2 separate regions of the Homo sapiens genome follow, and region 1 is linked to region 2. The links are chromatin contacts, found by POLR2A ChIA-PET in ENCODE. All regions are on one chromosome and are shown on one strand. Each heading gives the region's core, a stretch centred on a gene start or an enhancer-like site at or near the end of the contact. The rest is flanking DNA. Distances are from core to core; before and after follow the strand shown. Region 1 has its middle 10 kb from the start of NUP153-AS1. Region 2 holds the start of LINC01011 (long intergenic non-protein coding RNA 1011).

What was found. ChIA-PET counts read pairs that join two places held with the same protein, here RNA polymerase II (POLR2A).
Region 1: POLR2A ChIA-PET joins it to region 2 with 17 read pairs in A673. The contact joins the enhancer-like site here to the promoter of LINC01011 in region 2. POLR2A ChIA-PET finds 5 or more read pairs at or near these places in 2 of 52 experiments (A673 and RWPE1).

Annotation. Positions count from the first base shown.
Region 1 is chr6:17,713,802-17,720,630 of GRCh38, reverse strand. No RefSeq gene overlaps it. Among named protein-coding and RNA genes, the nearest start is that of NUP153-AS1, 10 kb to the right of the region's middle. Within about 2 kb of position 5,355, at least 9 of the 41 ENCODE cell types and tissues checked have a DNase peak (open chromatin) inside an H3K27ac peak, as active enhancers do; they include A673, where a contact is called at or near this core.
Region 2 is chr6:2,984,516-2,992,148 of GRCh38, reverse strand. It overlaps LINC01011 (long intergenic non-protein coding RNA 1011), which reads right to left and starts at 4,182. Exons shown (of 3, transcript NR_026856.1): 1 at 4,118-4,182; 2 at 2,416-2,621; 3 at 978-2,280. It overlaps NQO2-AS1 (NQO2 antisense RNA 1), which reads left to right. Exons shown (of 2, transcript NR_186367.1): 2 at 2,138-2,813. RefSeq lists enhancers at 1,003-1,810, 2,088-2,247, 1,811-2,620, 2,621-3,430, 3,431-4,240 and a silencer at 2,818-3,237.

The DNA.
Region 1 (6,829 bases), core at 4,106-6,605, about 15 Mb before region 2:
GGCTCACGCCTATAATCCCAGCACTTTGGGAGGCCGAGACGGGCGGATCACGAGGTCATGAGATCGAGACCGCCCTGGCTAACATGGTGAAACCGTGTCTCTACTAAAAATACAAAAAATTAGCCGGGTGTGGTGACAGGCGCCTGTAGTCCCAGCTACTCGGGAGGCTGAGGCAGGAGAATGGTGTGAACCCGGGAGACAGAGCTTGCAGTGAGCCAGTATTGTGCCACTGCACTCCAGCCTGGGCAGCAGTGCGAGACTCTGTCAAAAAAAAAAAAAAATTAGCCGGGTGTCGTGGTGCACACCTGTGATACCAGCTACTAGGGAGGCTGAGGCAGAAGAATCGCTTGAAACCAGAAAGCAGAGGTTGCAGTGAGCCGAGATCACACTACTGCACTCCAGCCTGGGTGACAGATGAGACTCCGTCTCTTAAAAAAAAAAAAAAAAAAAAAAAAAATATATATATATATATATATATATATAATTTAAGCCATTTTGAAATAGGGCAAAGAAGTAGCATTGCCAGGTTTAGCAAATTAATTGCTTCATGCCATATTTGCAATATTGAGGACATATACAAAAAGTTATTCATTGTTCATCTGAAATTCAAACTTAATGGAGTGTTTTGAATGTTATCTGGCAGCTATACAAAGAAAGGAGTTCACAAGTGTCTGGGGCCCAAGAGCACATCACCCAGTACACTGATCTGGTTAGCAGAGTCCCTACTCTGCTCCTGAAATCCTGCCAAGGCGCTAACGGAAAAGCAGCTACACATACCTAGGTGAGAAGAGTCAGGGATTCCAGTTAGCTCGGCAGCTTCCATAAATATCTCAGGCTCCACCCTCTCCACCTGCCCATTGCCTGTGGGAAGCTCTAGAGTGTCACCTGGCTAATGGAAGAACTAGAGTTTTTAAAAATCAGTCAGACCTGTGTTCAAAGCCCATTTCTGTCAACTATTTGGTATGACCTTGAGCATACTTAATAACCCTTCTCTTTTATTCCCTAAAAGAGTCCTCATAAGGATAAAAAAAAATGCATGGAAGGCACCCAGCAAGGTGCACAGCATAGTGTGGGCACTCAATAAATAAATACATAAATAAATAAATAAATAAATAAATAAATAAATAAATAGTGCTATCATTTCCTGCACTTAGTTACTAACAGTGGAGGCTTTAAATCCTATTCCTTGGCCTCCTCTTCATCTCTGCAAGATCCTACCTAGATATTGCAATTATTTGAGGACACAGTTTGTTCCCTTGCAACCTTAGGTCTATGTATTTTTGTCTCCAGTGCACATTTTACAGTACCTTCTGTCACCTGGCCTTTTGTACAGAAGAATGTATTTCATCTAAAGAAAGGAGGCCAGGTGCAGTGAGCTCATACCTGTAGTGCCAGTACTTTGGGAGGCTGAGGCAGGAGGATCACTTGAGCCCAGGAGTTAGAGACCAGCCTGGTCATGTACCAAGACCCCATCTCTACAAAAAATAAAATTAGCTGGGCGTGGTGGTGTGTGCTTGTGGTCCCAGCTACTTAGGAGGCTGAGGTGGGAAGATCCCTTAAGCCCAGGAGTTCAAGGCTGCAGCGAGCTCTGATTGTACCACTGCACTCCAGCCTGGGCAACAGAGCGAGACCCTGTCTTTAAAAAAATAAATAGGCAGGGTGCAGTGGCTCATGCCTGTAATCCCAGCACTTTGGGAGGCCGAGGCAGGTGGAGCACTTGAGACAGGAGCTCGAGAACAGCCTGGCCAACATGACGAAAACCCATCTCTACTAAAAATACAAAAATTGGCCGGGTGCAATGGTGCACGCCCATGGTCCCAGCTACTTGGGAAGCTGAGGCAGGAGAATCGCTTGAAACTGGGCAGTGGAGGTTGCAGTGAGCCAAGACTGCACCACTGCACTCCAGCCTGGATGACAGAGCAAGACACTATCTCAATAAATAAATAAATAGCATTCTCTGCTAAAGAATCACTAAATTGTACTCACGTTCTTTAAATTGAAAGTCCTGACTCCAAGCCCACCAAGTTGAGGAGGGGAAACCATGACAGCTAATCTGAAGCTTTTAATCTGCAAATCATTTAAAATCCTAAGCAACAAATATTTCCAAAAGGAAATTTATCTGCATATGTATTTACTCAAAATACTTATAAGTACGAACACTTCTGGTGGGGCACAGTGGCTCATGCCTGTAATCCCAGCATTTTGGGAGCCCAAGGCGGGCGGATCACCTGAGGTCAGGTGTTGGAGACCATCCTGGCAACATGGTGAAACCCCATCTCTACTAAAAGTACAAAAATTAGCCGAGCATGGTGGTGGACACCTGTAATCCCAGCTACTCAGGAGGCTGAGGCAGGAGAATCGCTTGAACCCGGGAGGTGGAGGTTGCAGTGAGCTGAGATCGTACCATTGCACTCCAGCCTGGGTGACAAGAGCGAGACTCCATCTCAAAAAAAAAAAAAAAAAGAGTATGACCACTTCCACTTGTCCCTAAATGGCAGGACACATCCCATTATCATGTTACCATCTGCAGAATACATGGTCTTCTATAGCTGTTGAATGCTATTCCCGAAAGTCTGTCATTCTGTATGTATGTATTTATTAGAGACAGGATCTCACTCTGTCACCCAGGCAGGAGTACAGTGGCATGATCATAGCTCACTGCAGCCTCAAACTCCTGGGTTCAAGTGATTCTCCCTCCTCAGCCTCCTGAGTAGCTAGTATGACAGGTGCATGCCAACACACCCGGCTATTTAAAAACTGTTTTTGGAGAGATGGGGGTCTTGCACCATTGCCCAGTCTAATCTAAAACTCCTGGCCTCATGTAATCTTCCCACCTCAGCCTTCTAAAGTGCCTGTTTTTTTGTGGTTTTTTTTTTTTTTTTTTTTTTTTTTTTGAGACAGAGTCTCACTCTGTCGCCAGGCTGGAGTGCAGTGGTGTGATCTTAGCTCATGGCAACCTCCGCCTCTCAGGTTCGAGCGATTCTCCTGCCTCAGCCTCCCAAGTAGCTGGGACTACAGGCACGTGCCACCATGCCCAGCTAATTTTTGTATTTTTAGTAGAGATGGGGTTTCACCATGTTGGCCAGGATGGTCTTGATCTCTTGACCTCGTGATCCACCCGCCTCAGCCTCCCAAAGTTCTGGGATTACAGGCGTGAGCCACCGCGTCCGGCCGAAGGTCTGTTTTTAAAGTGCACTTCCTTCTCCCTTCAGGTCACATTCCTATTTTGGCATAATCCCCCAGAGAAAGCACCATCTTGATCTGAGTCCATAAAAGTGATTTTTCTGAGGCCAGGCGCGGTGGCTCACGCCTGTAATCCCAGCACTTTGGGAGGCCAATGAGGGTGGATCACTAGGTCAGGAGATCGAGACCATCCTGGCTAACACGGTGAAACCCTGTCTCTACTAAAAATACAAAAAATTAGCCGGGCATGGTGGCGGGCACCTGTAGTTCCAACTACTCGGGAGGCTGAGGCAGGAGAATGGCGTGAACCCGGAAGGCGGAGTTTGCAGTGAGCTGAGATCGCGCCACTGCACTCTAGCCTGGGCGACAGAGCGAGACTCCGTCTCAAAAAAAAAAAAAAAGTGATTTTTCTGTTTACCTCTGATACTGCAAATAGTACATGGTCTCAGGTAAATTGTGTTTAAAAGCAAAAGGGAGATTTCAAGTGTTCTAGCAATAAAAGATTGTTTTAACAAGTTTCATTTTAAAGTATTTTTTTTCAAACACAGAAAACATTTGCATAACATAAAAGTTGTTGAGGGAAATAAGGAATTGTGAAACCTCCTATAAATGTCCATTCATCCTTTCAATAAATATTCATTCAATTTGTGCCTGGCTTTATGGATACAAAATGTGAGGAAAACATGAAGTGACAATGACGAGGGTCTTTTCTTTTCCATGTATTATTTATTAGTCCTTCATTATTTATGACGCCAGTAAGTGACACTCTGGGTTTCGGTAACACCATTTCTGCAAGGTATCACTCATCCTTTGTTCGTTTTTTTACAGCTTTTGAATTTAGGTCAACAAGGAGCCAATCTGGACCCAAAAGACTGCCTTATAGAGGGAAAATACACCAAGGGTGAGTTCAGGTTGGCCGTGAACCTGGCAGAATTTTTGATGGTATTTTCAGACATGTCTAGCAGTGACTATTTGCCAGAATTTAAAATTTGCCCTCCCTGCTTGCTCGTCTCAGCCTCCTTCTCTTTTGTCTGACATCACTCCTTAAACATTTCCTCTTTTCTTTTTCTATATTCCTTCCATATATAGGAAGTTTTCAGTGGAAAATTGCTGGAGAAATTGAAACAAGTGATCTGACCTGTTTTGTTTGGATCTCATGTAAAACTAACCACTGCACTTTTCTTGTTCTTTTCATTAACTTGAAATTAGGATATCCCAATTCCTACTAAAAAATATAAAAATTAGCCGGGTTTGGTGGCAGGTGCCTGTAGTCCCAGCTACTTGGGAGGCTGAGGCAGGAGAATCACTTGAACTATGGAGGCGGAGGTTGCAGTGAGCGGAGATCTCACCACTGCACTCTAGCCCGGGCAACAGAGCAAGACACGATCTCAAAAAAAAATAATAATAATAATAAAGAAGAAAGAAAGAAAGAAAGAAATTAAGGCAGAAAGCTTCTCAGAACTGTCGCGTTTTTTCCCCTCCATCTCAGTTTTGGATTTTCTTTTTTTTTTTGAGACAGAGTTTTGCTCTTTTTGCCCAGGTTGGAGTGCAATTGGTGCGATCTCAGCTTACCACAACCTCCGCCTCCTGGGTTCAAGGAATTCTCCTGCCTCAACCTCCCGAGTAGCTGTGATTACAGGCATATGCCACCACACCCGGCTAATTTGGTATTTTTAGCAGAGACGAGGTTTCTCCATGTTGGTCTGGCTGGTCTCGAACTCCCGACCTCAGTTTTGGATACTTTTCAAAGGACCGTGTTCTAAAGTTAGTGGTGTAGGCAAAAAGTCAGTTCCTCTTTGTTTGTAAACCAAAACCAAACCTTGAGAGGAGACTCTGCTGGTACAGGAGGAGGCATAGTTGTAAAGGCTGGGACCTTATGATGAGGAGTCAAAGAGGCAGAGCTATAGTGGACAAGAGCGAAGAGAGAAAAATGGCATTTCCTTCCCAATTGTCTACTACTCCTGGTGCCCCTTTGTGGATTTGCCTCCTCACTGCACAGCAGCAGACCACTACTTTGCAGAGTAACTGCTGGCCAACATGGATATCCAGTATGAGAGAGACAAGTGATTAAACTCAAGCATCAGCAAGGATGAAGCTAAAATCAATCCTGGGTCTCAGCACTTCGGCTGGAAGGGATGGGCCTAAAAGCGGGTGCTTCTTGTAGGAAGTGCTTATGAGTCACTGCTGACTCATTGAAGGGGCAAGATTTTATGACCAAACAAGTGAAAAAGAAAATGTAACTGTTACTAATTGAAAGCATTTAAGTTATGGCTTGGGTTTAACTGTGGCTAGTTGATGCTCTTTGTTGCTTGGTTGTGGCCTTCTTGGAGGCCTATGGTCTGCTTTGATGCTTTTATTCTACACATTGTATGGGTACATAGTGGAAGCTACACCTTCATGGGGAGAGGGGGAGAGTTTTCTGTAGTTGGGGGTGGTTGTTTAAGTAGGTTTTGCTCAACGTCTGCAAAGTTGCCTTCAATTTGTTTGGTGATACTGCCTTTTTAATACTAAATGTAGAATGATATAACCTCACTCATCTTTGCTTTGGAGAATATTTGAAGAGTTCTTTTTATTGGGTTTTTTTTTTTTTTTTTTTTTTTGGTTTTAAAGAAGCCTACTTTTGGTAGCTCATGATATCCTACTGTCATTATAATGGATCCAAACAAGGTAAGCTACATTGAGGCCACTGGCCATGGATTATAGATATTGGCTTAAAATCATCTTAACTAACCATTATGCTTGTGTAATTGCTCTGTTAAATCAACTCTGCTACCTGTGATGATACAGAATAAGGATGTGCTAAATCCAGATTTTCATTTCAGCTAGTAGCCTAGCTTCCTTTGGAAATAGAAGCTAATGAAAATAACAATTAAAAAATGGTTCATCTCATTTCTGCTCACTTTGTGGTAAAAGTGAAAGTTACTGAATGGTAAAAGGAAAAAAAAAATCTACATGATCAATAAGCTGCTGGCTCATCAATTCTTACTTAAATTGTTGGTTGTTGTAGATGAGCAAGGAACAGAAATTCCTAAGCCTGCTCTTTACAGGAACTTCAGTGACCTCATTATCTGCCCTTGATGTTTAACTGTTCACATGAGCAAACATGCTTCTATTTGGCCTACACAAGGGGTGATGTATGTAAGTTTTTAAATATGATTTTTCACCTTTTGTATTGCACAGCTTTTTAGGCCTTCTCTATTGCAGGAGTTAAGAACAATAGGCATGTTGTGATGACTTCTTCTGGAAACTTTTAGACTAACATATCCATTATTGTTATCAAATTGAACTTTTCCAGAAGTAATGTTTGGAGAAAATACTATGTCCAATTATTGTCTTAGCTTCATAGCAGCTATTTAAGAGGTCAAGCTATGGCCGGGCACGGTGGCTCACGCCTGTAATCCCAGCACTCTGGGAGGCCAAGGCAGGCGGATCACGAGGTCAGGAGATCGAGACCATCCTGGCTAACACAGTGAAACCCCGTCTCTACTAAAAAAAAAAAAATACAAAAAATTAGCCAGCCATAGTGGCGGGCACCTGTAGTCCCAGCTACTCGGGAGGCTGAGGCAGAAGAATGGCGTGAACCCGGGAGGCGGAGCTTGCAGTGAGCCGAGATCGTGCCACTGCACTCCAGCACTCCAGCCTGGAC
Region 2 (7,633 bases), core at 2,933-5,432:
TTTCTAACTTATATGTTATATGTGCTGTTAACTATGAGAAGATCTCCCCCAAAATCATGTTTTTCTAATTTCTTATAAAAATACTAATACAAAACTGCTTATTGACTGCATCTCATCAGCTGTTATTCTTTTAGACTGATTGAATTATTCTAAGTTGCTTTTCCAGATTCATCTAATAAAAAGAAAGATTGGATCTGACATGAACAGTGTATAAATTAGTACAAGAAAGTCTCTTTTCTGAATCAAATCTTGGTCCTACAGTTTAGGATTTTATTTATTTAATTTACTTTGAGACAGGGTCTCATTCTGTTGCCCAGGCTGGAGAGCAGCGGCGCTATATCTCAGCTCACTGCAACCTCCGCGTCCCGGGTTCAAGCGATTCTGGTGCCTCAGCTTCCTGAGTAGCTGGGACTACAGGTGAGCGCCATCACACCCGGCTAAATTTTTTATTGTATTTTTAGTAGAGACAGGGTTTCATCATGTTGGCCAGGCTGGTCTCCAACTCCTGGCCTCAAGTGATCCACCAGCCTCAGCCTCCCAAAGTGCTGGGATTACAGGAGTGAGCCACCATGCCCAGCCTAGTTTAGGATTAAAAAATTGTTCTATGCCTTAATGCCAAAGATAGAACATTGTAATAATTATTTTATTACAATTTATGTAATTATTTTAATTATTTTATGTCTTTAAGAAACAATTTGCCTCTGTCATATCTCACATTAAAATGGAAAAAAAAATTCCTTATGTTTGTGTTCTAACAAATTAAAAGTTGTGTATCATTGTGAATTCAAAAGAGAAGCAGGTAACACATGAACTGGGATCATGGAAACCAAACCAGAATAAAGCAAGCCCAGCACAATACTATCTTGGAGGCTGACCAGTTAGAAGGTCTTAAACATAATATATTTTAAACAAACAGTTAAAGGAAAAAGATTAACCTAGTGTTGTAACCGAGCGAGTTACAGAGAAACGCCACACTCTGAGACGAATTCAGGAGTCCTTTATTAGCCGGCAGCCGAGAGACAGCTAGCGCTCGAAATTCTCTTGGCCCCGAAGAAGGAGCTAGATTTTCTTTTATACTTTGGTTTAGACAGGGGAGAGGGGGAGTCTAGTTGAAACAATCTTACAGAAGTAAAGTAGGCAAAAAGTTAAAAGGATAAACGGTTACAGGAAAGTAAACAGTTCCAGGTGCAGAGGCTTTAAGTCTATCCTAAGGTGATGGACGCCGGGCTTTGGGCGTTATCAACCGGACACAAACGCAGGGGCTCTGGGTGCTATTAACCGGGCGAATTCCTGGGAACTGCGGATATAGCTTGCCACAGTATCTTATCAGTTAATTGCATTCTTGATGTGCTGGGAGTCAGCTTGCACAAGTTAAGTCCTTGAGGAAGGGGGTGGGTAAGGGGCTGCGAGTGAAGGAGTCACGATGGAGTCCGTCTGGCTCTCTTAGCTAAGGAAGAGTCACTTCAGGTTAAAACAAGGTAGGGTATCCCACTAGAAGCCTCACATCATTAAGCTTCAGTCAGGCAGGCATTCCTTTAAAAAGTGTTTACTGAGTACCTTCTCTATGTCAGTCACTATTTGGGGCATAAAGGACTCACTTCTCCGCAAAAACAAACTCTGATCCCCCGGTCTCCTCGAGTCACGGAGCTTGCAAGCTAGTGGGAAAAATTGGGAACTGGTGCAAAGAATGACTGCAAAATAAATTGTGGTCATCTTGAAGACATATGCGTGCATGTGTGCGTGAAGCTTTTTAAATAGAGAAGCTTTAAGTGGGGGAAATTTGCTGACATTACACGATTTCTTCTCTTAGTGCAAATGTATACAGCCTGTCTTTTTGAAGGGGTCACGGTAGATAATTATGCTCTGTTAACCTCATTTGTTGTCAGGGAAAATTAAAACTAAGGGTAGTGTCAGTAGGAATCTTGGTTCCTGCCAGTTTTGTTGTTTGTTAGCATATCTTCCTTTACAGGTAGTATGGTTTCATTTTCGTAAAAATGCTGCATAAACGTGGCTGGGTATGTTACTCATTGCAGTGCCTGCTGATTTCGCTGGACCCCACCCTGCTTTTGCTGCCCAATGCGATAGCATATGGGACAGAGCTAAATTCCTACTCAGCTGTAACTCTGCTTATTTTCAGGAAAAAGAATGCCTGTGTTTCGAAGTTCCTTCTTAGGACGAAACCAGCTGAAGCTGGCGAAATCCAAGATGGCGCCTCTGAAGAGCCTCTGGCTTTATCATCATCCTGTTCTCATGCTAAACAACATGTCGCCATGACAACGACTGGAAGAGACCAAGAAGGGACAGAAAAAAAGGGGTTTCTTGATTCCGGGAAAAATCTCCGTTCTTTCCCAAGGAAAGCACGAATATTCCCCCCCGTGCTCTTAATGCCCAGCCCCTTCATTAAAGACACCCTACCTCTGAAACTTCCCAGCTCTCACAAGCTAAGTTGATTTCAGATCTTCCAATTCCATAGCCATTGAATACAGCCTGCACTGCTTGACACACTCCCTTTCGGTTTCGTGCATTGGCCTCACCACGCAACAGGAAACAACCCTTTTTGGGATAACCGGGACTCCCGGTAACATTTCCATATATACATATCTTAATGTATGCAAGGGCGTCTGGGGGAGAAAGAAGCAGCACATTTCATTCTTTGCTTTCTATAATACTGGATTGCTTGAGTTTGTGACACATGTTAACATTTGCAACATTTTTAAACTAAATTGTATGTATTATAGAACAGTCCTCTGCGCTGAGCTTGGACTTAAAGTGGAAAGGCTTACATTTGCAGAATTAAAAAAAGCATCGAAACATTCTGTGGCAGGAAGTCCTGCGAGCCTCCTCGCCCCAGCCCGGTTTCCCGCGGGCCCCAGCCTCATCCCCCAAGGCCCCACCCTGAGAGCCCCCAGGTCCCAGCCGCGTCCTCCTGGACCCCTCCCAGGCGTGGCGAGCCGGGTCGCGGGAGCGCTCCGCCACCAGGGGACAGTGCGGCGCCGACCGTGGGCTGCTGGCTCGGCCGAGGGCACCCAGGCGCCCTCCGCTGCAGCGGGCTGGTTGCAGAGGGGCGGGCTCTCGCCAGGCAGCAGGCGCTCCGGGCGCAGCTGGGAGGAAGGAACGCCCCCGGGAGTGGGCGGCGGCCGAGGGACCCTGCAACCGTCCTCCCTGGAGGAGGCCCCCGCAGCTCCCGCAGCCCCCCTCATCCCGGACGGGCCGGGGATTGGGACTGGCCTGGGGTCTCCTACTCTCCTACTCCGCGCAGGAAGTAGCCCCTTGGCAGGACCGGCGGTGCCTGCTGCTTTCAGGAGCCCCGAGCCGCTTTTGTCTGGGTGCAGCTCAGCTCACATCCCCGATGCAAGTCTTTCCCGGCTCGTCTCCCCTTCTTCCCGGAGTCCATGCCTTGCTGTCGGTGACTCATCCCACACTGTGCCCTGCGACTCACCCTGTCGCTTTCTCTGTTCATCCGGGAGCGCGGCGCCATCTCCCTCCAGCCCCGCCTCCCCTACAGTGCTCCGTGCTGAGGTCGCACGTTCTCTCCTCCCTCCAGCTCCCTGGCTCTTGGCCCTTCCCAGGCCACCAGGCGACAGCAGCCTCCGCCTTCATTTCCCTTGGTCATTTCAGGCGCATGCTTGGAGGATTTCAGGATCTGACTCAGCTTCCCCGCCATGCATCCCTCCACCAGCATCCAGTCACACCTCTGCAGCCTTCAGTGTCCTGGAAAGGACTGACCAATCTGACCCATTAGAACCTACCCAGACCAATTTGAAGGCCACTGCCCCTCAACCGTGGCCACCCACTCCTGCCCCACCTGGAGCCCCAAACTGCTCAGTTCCTTCTCTAAAACTCTGCCCTCTTTTGTTTGTTGTGAATAACTGTCTTCCCTGGTTCTTTCCACACCTCTCTGGCCTCTCCTTGTCTTTTTCTGGTTCTTTTTTTCTCTATTCTCCCTTATGCACTGGCCTTGCTGGAGGTCCCTGCTCTCCCTGCAAAACCTCACCACACCCTTGACTTCAGCTATATCCATTTCACCTCACGTTGACATCTGGTGCCTAGACCTCTCTCCCGAGCCTTCCACACCATGCCAAAAATGAAATTCATTTTCTCCTCTAAATTTGCTCACCTTCTTGTTTTCCCAATCTTATTTATTGTCACAGCCATTCCCCTGCTGGTCCAAGTCAGTAGTCTGAGAGTCATGCTAGACTCCTCCTTCCTTATCTACCCATCCACCAATCCCCAAGCCCTGTCTATCCTCCTTTTTTTTTTTTTTTTTTTCCAGTCAGAGTCTTGCTGTGTTGCCCAGGCTAGAGTGCAATGGCACGATCTCGGCTCACTGCAATCTTTGCCTCCCGGGTTCAAGTGATTCTCCTGCCTCAGCCTCCTGAGTAGCTGGGATTACAGGCGCATGTCACCACGCCCAGCTAATTTTTGTATTTTTAGCAGAGATGAGGTTTTGCCATGTTGGCCAGGCTGGTCTTGAACTGCTGACCTCGTGATCCGCCTGCCTCTGCCTCCCAAAGTGCTGGGATTACTGGCATGAGCCACTGTGCCTGGTCATCTATCCTCCTTTTTAAATAGCTCTGCCATGTGTGCCTGTCTCCCCTGACAGCTCACCCTCATCCTATTTGTCCACATTGCTGCAGAGTAGTCTCTTCCATACACCAGGAGTTCCCAACCCCCGGGCCACAGACCTGACTGGTCTGTAGCCTGTTAGGAACCAGGACACACAGCAAGAGGTGAGCCACCAGTGGGTGAGCTAGTGAAGCTTTATCTGTATGTGCAGCTGCTCCCCATTGCTTGCATTACCACCAGAGCTCTGCCTCCTATCAGATCAGGCAGCATTAGATTCTTATAGGAGCACAAACCCTACTGTGAACTGCACACATAAGGGATCTAGGATGTGCGCTCCTTATGAGAATCTAATGCCTGATAATCTGCCGTTGTCTTCATCACCCCCACATGGGGCCAGATAGTTGCAGGAAAACAAGCTCAGGGCTCCCACTGAAAATAAAGTGCACAAGAAGTGTCATGTGCTTGAATCATCCCGAAACCATCCTCTGCTGTCCAAGGAAAAATAGTTTTCCACAAAACCCCTCCCTGGTGCCAAAAAGGTTGGGATGGTTGCCATACATAACTCTGATGATGAGACCACGAAGCTCAGAATCCTCCAGAGGCTCTCCACTGCCTGTAAGATGAAATAAAATTTATGGGTGTGACTTATCCATAAGGGCCCAGTCTAAACTGCCTCATATTTAATTATATAGTAAGCTATTTGTTTCCTCAAACGTATATATTTTGGCCCATTTCCCAGTCTCCTAGGTTGGAATATGCTCTGTGTGTCACCTGGCCAGCTCATGCTCTTTCTCATTCTCAGCTCAAGTGTTAGGGACTCTATGACACCTTTCTTGATTCTCCCAGTCAGACATATTGTTGCTACTTTTTCTTAACACTTATCCTTTTATCCTTGGCACCACTAAAGCACATATCACATCAGATTTCACTTGTTTGCACATCTGTCTGGCATCTTGAGCCCAGGGACCGTGTCGCCTGTCTTCATGTCCCCAGGCCCTAGTGTAGCTCCCAGCCTATAGTGAGTGCAGAATAAAAGTTTGTAGAATGAGGCCAGGCGCGGTGGCTCATGCCGGTAATCCCAGCACTTTGTGAGGCCAAGGTGGGCAGATCACGAGGTCAGGAGTTTGAGACCAGCCTGACCAACATGGTGAAACCTCGTCTCTACTAAAAATACAAAAAATAGCCGGGTGTGGTGGCACGCGCCTGTAATCCCAGCTACTCAGGAGGCTGAGGCAGGAGAATCGCTCAAACCTAGGAGGTGGAAGTTGCAGTAAGCTGAGATCGCGCCACTGCACTCCAGCCTGTGCAACAGAGTGAGACTCTGTCTCAAAAAAAAAAAAAAAAGTTTGTAGAATGAATGAAACAATTAGTTACACCACAGTTAGTGAGTCATCGATACTTCATCAAGGCTGGGTATTTCGTATAATAAAGTTATTAAAGCTGATAAGCAAAGATCAAGTTACCCAAAGAACAGCACTGCCGGTGATCTAAAGGTCTTTGCCCTCAGGTTGCTTAGGTAACGGAAAGGATAAGAACTCCCCACTGTTCTGGGGCGGATCTTACATTGCTTTTGGAAGAGGCAATAGACTTGGGAAAGAAAGGAGTGTGTGTATTGAGGTATTGAGGGAATGGTTAGGTGGGAGGAGTCAGAGAGGAAGGCTGCAGTAGCCCCTCAGTCGACCCTGGCTGCTTTGTCCTTGGGGCTCAGTGAACAGATTATCTGTTTTCATGGTAAGGGGTTGGGATTCTCTACTTCAGGTGGGCACCCAGAAAGTGAATTGCTCGCCTTTGTTTAAAAATAATGAAAATGGGCCGGGCGCGGTGGCTCATGCCTGTAATCCCAGCACTTTGGGAGGCTGAGGCAGGTGGATCACCTGAGATCAGGAGTTTGATACCAGCCTGGCCAACATGGTGAGACCCCGTCTCTATTAAAAATACAAAAATTAGCCAGGCGTGGTGATGGGTGCCTGTAATCGCAGCTACTCAGGAGGCTGACACAGGAGAATCACTTGAACCCAGGAGGCGGAGGTTGCAGTGAGCTAAGATCTTGCCACTGCACTCCAGCCTGGGCTACAGAGCAAGACTCTGTCTCAAAAACAAACAAACAAAAAACCCAAAAATAATGAAAATGTCTGCCCACCCTTCACTAAGTAAACATAATGAAAATGCACATCTTGTGCCCTCTTTTGCTTTTATTCTATAATACCCAAGCCTACGTTTTGGAACTAAACCCCACGCCCTTTGTGTGAAAGCCATGCGGATCTTCAAAGGGATCTCTTTAGGGGGAACATTAAGTTTGCCCAAGGAGGCACCCTTCTGGGTCTCCAAGGCCACCTGGCTGCAATGCAGTCCAATTCCAGCCTCTGTCTCCCAGAGCACCCCCTGTGCCAGGGCGGCAGGATCCCAGGGGTGTGTCTACCATGGCACCAGACACACACTGGCTGAATGTAGCCTCGTCATCGCTGAGCCCTGTTCACAACCATTTTTGTTTTCGTGCTTTTTCAGTTTTAGGAGCTTTGTTGTATCCCTGGTCAAAACTACTCTGGTGAAGCTCACTAGGTGTCTCTAACTCGGCACCTGAGGAGCAGTTTTCCTGAGCTCCTCATGCAAATGGACGCCACTCCCTTCGGCAAAGTCCTGGGAGCTCAAGGGAGGCTGCCCAGTCAGCTGCGGCCCATCCCAACGCATTGGGGACCTGCCCACCTGGCTCTTAATTTGCATTTTGAAATGTCACCCAAGTGATTCCAGACCAGATAAGAAGATGAGCTTCTCTTGTTATGGAAAAAGGAAGAGAGACAGAGAGAGAAACCTCTGTTTTGTTATTTAGCTATTCCTCAAATTCTTATGACCAGTGATGATATTTTTTAAAAAATCTCCAGAACAACACAATTATTTAAATTTAACTCAGATTTTATTTTAATTTATTAATTTATTTATTTTTGAGATGGAGTCTCGCTGTGACACCCAGGCTGGAATGCAATGGCGCAATCTTGGCTCACTGCAACCTCAGCTTCCCGGGTTAAAGCGATTCTCCTGCCTCAGCCTCCCAACTAGCTGGGATTACAGG